Regions from separate parts of the Homo sapiens genome. Here region 1 is linked to region 2. Evidence: chromatin contacts called from ENCODE Hi-C or POLR2A ChIA-PET data. All regions are on one chromosome and are shown on one strand. The core of a region is the stretch at or near the end of the contact, and the rest is flanking DNA. Distances in the headings are between cores, read along the strand shown.

Region 1 (2,700 bases), core at 120-2,619, 400 kb after region 2:
GGCAATGCCCGGCTGCAGACTCCAGGGCAGCAAGACAGCAGCTGGGCTATTCTTAGTCCCTGCTCCACCGGGACCGGGTCTGTGTAACAGCTGAAGGGCGAGTCCTCACCAGGTACCCACCATGCCAAACCCCTCCCTACCCCCAACTCTGGCCCCTTGGAAAAAGAGGAAGCATAGGGAACACGCCCTGGAGTGGGGAAAAGCTGAGCAGGTCAAGAGTGTCTGTCAGGAAGATGGAGGCTGATTCAGAGGTCAAGGGCAAGAGCAACTCACAGGACTGCAGTGCCTGGGGGGAGCGGAAGACTACAGGAAGGCCTGACCCGCACTAGGGAGAAAGCATGCAGGTCCCTGGGGCTTTTCTAGCAAGCCTGCCTAGGCCCAGAGCTCTGAGAAGCTGCACGGGATGCCTAGGTACCACCACATCACACCTGTTTGCCGTTTGCAGAACTCTGTCCTTCCCCACCTGAGACCTGGGAGGCGAGGAGAAAACAGCGGCCTTTCTCTCCCCACAGAGGGGGAAACTGAGGCTGAAAAGGGGACACAGTAACACACACACACACACACACACACACACACACACACACACGGTCCAGTCCCAACTCTGTACCCAGAGCTCGCCCCAGTTCTAAGTCCAAGAGGGCTCAGTCCCCTTTCCCTGTCTTAATAACTCACTCTTCCTCAAGAAAGCCGGCCTGGGCCTGAGCACCCCGCGGCGCCGCGGCCGTCGGCTCCCGTCCCGGCTCCCCCAAGTCCCGGACTGTGCGCGCCGCAGTGACTCATCCTGCCCCTTTCCGGTGAAGCCCAGACAAGAGAAGAAAATAAACGCAACTTTCCAAAGAAAAGTCTGACACGGGAGGCTGCAACAGGAGCCAGCGGCCGGTCCGCCAGCCGTCGGCCCGGCCCGGTCCGGCCCGGCCCGGGGCTCCGGGGAGGGGCCGCTCCCCGCCCACACCGCCGCCCCGCCTGGGACAGCGCGGGCACCTCCTGCCTGCCCGCCCTCCGCGGAAGAAAGCACAGCTCAGCGGGGACCCGTGCAGGCGCCGGGCACTCGGCACCCGCCCCGGCAGAGCGTGTGGGACGCGCCCTCCTCTGGGATTCGCGCGGGGCTCGGCGCGCAGCGCCCCGGACGGCCACGGCGCAGCCCCATCCCGCGGGGCGCAAAACACGCGACAGCGCGGAGCTCGGCCGTGCACTGCTGCTCCCTTTCCCGCGCCGGGACCCTCACCCCTGGGAGAGGAGGGGGCGCGCTCCTACCTGGCCGAGGCGCGCGGCTGTCACCCGGAGCCAGCGCGTGCAGGCTGGTTCCGCCCCCCCTTCCTTGCCCCCCACGCGCGCCAGCCGGCGGCTTTTAAATCTCCAGGTTACTCCGCGGGGGGAGAGAGCATGCGCGCTGGGACTGCCAGGAGGGGGGCGGGGCGAGGCGGGACGGAGGTGGGGGGTGCTGCGAGGGGGGATAGAGGGGTGGGGCTGGTACCCAGGGGAAGAAAGCGGGAGGTCTCGAAGCTGGCTTTGTAGCCGCGCCGCGACGGGCAGCCCCCGCGTGGCTCCCAGACTGCCCTATCATTACCTAGGGCAGGGCACCGCCCCCTCTGTCGCTCGCCACCAAACATTTAGGTGAAAGCTACCCGGCTTCGCGGGGCACCTCCCCTCCCCTACTCGGAGCCAGTCTGCTGCGACCATTACCCAGGCGTGCCATTCTGGCCACCCGATCTCCAGGCAGAGCTGCTCCCTACCTGTCCAGGACCATCCCTTCAAAGGAGATGTCACATTCTCTCCGAATTACCCTTCTGCTCTTTGCTATTCTCCGACGCAGACAGAGCTAACTCAATCCCTCTTTCTGCGCTGAAAACCAAATTCCAATTTTTTTTCTTCTTAAGAGTGTGTACGGGGAAGAATGGATGATAAATTGCCAATGAAATGTTCTCTTTGTCAGCTGTTGAGCAAGGTCCGAACAGATACCTGTTCCAGAATGTCTTTGATGGAGTCCCAGGCTGGCCCTGGGGTTGGGGGTTGGGGGGCAGTTTTGTCTTTTTTTCCTCCATGGAGTTTTATTGGGTGGAGAGAAATCCAATTTAGTTGGATTGTTGACTTGAATACTACAAAGTCCCAGGAAGATGCCTTCGAAGGGGAAGACCTGGTTGGCCTTAGCCAACCAGGCACTGGGGCACTGGGTTCCAATGCTGGCCCTGTGTCAACAGCCGTATAACGTGGGCCAAGTCCCTTCCATGTTCTGGGCCTCTGTAAGAGGGGGTGAGCCAAATGATTTCTAAGGGCACCTTCCAGCTGAGAGGTAGAAGGAGGCAGAGAAGAAAGGGAGATAGAGAAGGGAGAGGAAATAGTGGCGCCCTGGTGGTAGTGGGGAACAGAGAGCAGGTGCCAGAGAGAGTTGAGAAGAGAAAAATCAAGAATCTACCTTCTGAGTCACTAAACAAGTTTAACTTGAAAACTGTCTCAGCGTTGCCTCCCTGGAGCAGACACACCTCTACCTGGGGACCCTCCTGGAGATGGCTTTCCAAAGTCTTTGGCATACCCTCTCGTGGCAAGCAGAGAGACTAGGGTGGAGTCCAGGGTCTCTGAGCTGGTGTCCCCTCTCCTCCAGGAAAGAGGTCAGGAGTCAGGGGAAATTTCAGGTCAGCTGGAAAATTACAGAGCCAGGAGAGAGTGGACGGTGGTATTTTGCAGGCTTGGGAAAGAACACTG
Region 2 (2,700 bases), core at 51-2,550:
CGTTTCTTTCCCCCCGGGGACAGGGAGAAAAGGGAGGAGGTCAGAGTTTGTCTTTTGTATCAGCTGTTTTTCAAGTGAGAGTAACCCTTATGCTGAAATGGCATATTTTGGTGTGGCATATTCTGTCCCTCTTCAAAGATACATGAGACGACATATGCAAAGCATTTTGCATTGTAAGATGCTTATTACTGTCACTTCACAGATGGGAAATGAGATCTAGGCAACTCTCAGGGTCCAGCCACCAGAAGGTTGAGGAATGCGGGCTCTAACCTACATCTGTCGACTCCAAAGCCACACAGCCGCCCACACAAGGTAGCTCTTTTCCTCACCTCACCCCCTGAGCTCTGGAACACCTTTGTTCTGCCCAAACGAGAATGAAGCAGCAACGGAGGCAGCGGCAGGGGAACTGTAAGGTGGCCCCAAACTCAGACTGTCCCCAAGTTGGAGGCCTGCTAGGGCCTGGGAGCACAGCAGTCCCCCACCAGGGAGTCTTCCCTTCCCCACCTGCCCACTGCAGACTGGGCACCCCTGCTGCATGTGTCTGACCTCTGTGAACCTCAGTTTCCCCAACATACAATAACCCTGACAGTCTGTCATTCTGTGCTTCTGTGACGTCAGCCTTAGGAGTTATCAGGGACCCAAACTTGGGCTTCACAGGGGGCAGGATGGAGGCCCTGCCACTCGGACCAGACCAGGTTGTGGTGAGGGGCAAGGGTGGTGCCTCCAGGCACCAATCCAGAGTGACCTCACTCTCTGCAGGCTCCCCTGGGGCCCTGAGGGAGGGTGGGGTGCTGGACAGGCCTGCTAGATGGGAGCAGGTTTGGAAGGAGGTTTAGGAAGGGTGCGGTGGGGAAGGTGTGCCGCTCAGGTTCAGTGTGATCACTAGAGAGGGGCACGCCTGCCTGCATCGTCTGCCATGCCAGACAGGGCAGGACAGCTTCTCCCCCAGCCTGGGCCTTTAGGATCCACTGTGTGACCATCCTGAGCCCCTTAGCAAGGTGTGAGCGGGGTTGGACACCCTCCCCTCAACATCCATCTAATGTCAGCCACCAGCCCTGCCTTGCTGCATGATGGGAAATCAGGGTAAGGGAGCCAAACCCCAGCTGCTCTCAGAGCTGTGAGGACAAGAGTGGAAAACCTGCCCTCACAGGCCCAGCTGGCCAGAGGGCTTGTCTCTTTCAGTCGCCCTCCCCCAGAGGGAGCAGGAGCAGACAATGGCCACCATGACTCACCAGTGAGCCATCTTCCCCTCCCCACCCCTCCAGCCTGGCCCATGACAGCTTAGCTTGTCCTCCAAGGGAGCTGCAGCCCAGCCTCCCAGGGCCGCCAGCTTCCTCTCTCTTCACCCAACCTGGCTCCCCCCCTGCTTGTGCAACACCACATCAGAGGGTTGTGAAGTGGAGAGGGAGGAGTTTGACAGCTGCAGACCCAGGCAGACAGAGCAGACTCCTTTGTGAAGGAGATAGAGGCTGCAGGGGCCCAAGTCCAGCCTGTACTCCCCTGCCCTGACCCACAAGGCATCACCCAGTCTCCCCAAACCCTAGGGAAGTGGTCATTGTCATTTATTTGTTCCTTTCTTAGATAGAGCTTGGATCCTGTCTGCAATTTATTCCTTCCTGCAAAACCAAGTATGTGAGGCAGAGGAAAGTCCTATTCCATTCCAGGAGGGACAGGGCTCCCTGTTGGAAAGTATTTCCTTTTGCTAAGTTTCTATCTGCCTCCCGGGTAGACTCCACTAGGCAGTATTTCAAGAAGTTAACGCACTTCCAATCCCCATCTAACCTATATTCTTTGCCGCAAGCCAAATACCCTTAGTTCTTTCAGTCATTTCTCCTAAGACATGGATTTAAGACCTTTTGACAGCTTGGCCTGTATCCTCTGGAAACATTTCCATTTACCCAAGTTCTTCTTAAAACATTATGTCTTTGTCCAGGTGCAGTGGCTCACGCCTGTAATCTCAAAGTGGAGGCTGAGGGAGGAGCATCAGTTGGGTCCAGGAGTTTGAGATCAGCCTGGGCAAGATGACAAGACCCCATCTCTAGTTAAAAAAAAAAAAAAAAATTACTGATTCTCACCAAAAAAAAAAAAAAAGCCAGGCGTGAAGACATGGGCCACCTACTTGGGAGGCTGAGGTGGGAAGATCGCTTGAGCCTGGGAGATCAAGGCTCTTGAGCCTGGGAGATCAAGGCTGCAGTGAGCTGTGATCACGCCACTGTACTCTAGCCTACGCGACAGAGTGAGACTCCATCTCTAAAAAAACGAAACTAACCAACCAAAAAAAAAAAAAAACCACAAAAAGCATGTTGTTTTGAACAGAGCGCAGTGCTCCAGCTAAGGTCAGGCCAGCACAGAGGGTGCTAATGAAATTCACCTCGCAGGCTCTGGCACTGTGGTTCTCATGAGCTCTGTTAGCTTGCCGGTATTTTCAGACCCACATAGGCATGTCCTTGTTGAGCAGGTCACTTCGGTTCATGAATACGGCCACCAAGGATTTGAGGCCCCTCTGCCTGCCCCCCATGGAGGGAGCCCTAGGGCTCAGATGGTGGCTCTTAACAGACCTCAATGGTCTGATGAAAACTCTGCATCCTCTTCCAAGAAAAACGCATCTACTCAAAAATTCTCTATATGACACCAGGACTCCCTGCAGACCATCCTCAGACCCCAGGTTAGGAATTTCCATCTGGAAGCTGATACTCAAAA

The links. Hi-C counts contacts between places; a loop is a spot of excess contacts on that map. ChIA-PET counts read pairs that join two places held with the same protein, here RNA polymerase II (POLR2A). Pooled maps may share reads with other maps.
Region 1: POLR2A ChIA-PET joins it to region 2 with 10 read pairs in activated B cell. The contact joins the promoter of SLC45A3 here to the enhancer-like site in region 2. A Hi-C loop is called at or near these places in 2 of 37 single-sample maps with no recorded cell type and 1 of 50 pooled maps. POLR2A ChIA-PET finds 5 or more read pairs at or near these places in 2 of 52 experiments (WTC11 and activated B cell).

What each region holds. Positions count from the first base shown.
Region 1 is chr1:205,679,140-205,681,839 of GRCh38, forward strand. It overlaps SLC45A3 (solute carrier family 45 member 3), which reads right to left and starts at 1,370. Exons shown (of 5, transcript NM_033102.3): 1 at 1,255-1,370. It overlaps LOC105371701 (a long non-coding RNA gene), which reads left to right and starts at 1,231. Exons shown (of 4, transcript XR_007066825.1): 1 at 1,231-1,360. RefSeq lists a silencer at 915-1,134.
Region 2 is chr1:205,283,636-205,286,335 of GRCh38, forward strand. No RefSeq gene overlaps it. Among named protein-coding and RNA genes, the nearest start is that of NUAK2, 37 kb to the right of the region's middle. RefSeq lists an enhancer at 863-962. Within about 2 kb of position 1,301, at least 27 of the 41 ENCODE cell types and tissues checked have a DNase peak (open chromatin) inside an H3K27ac peak, as active enhancers do.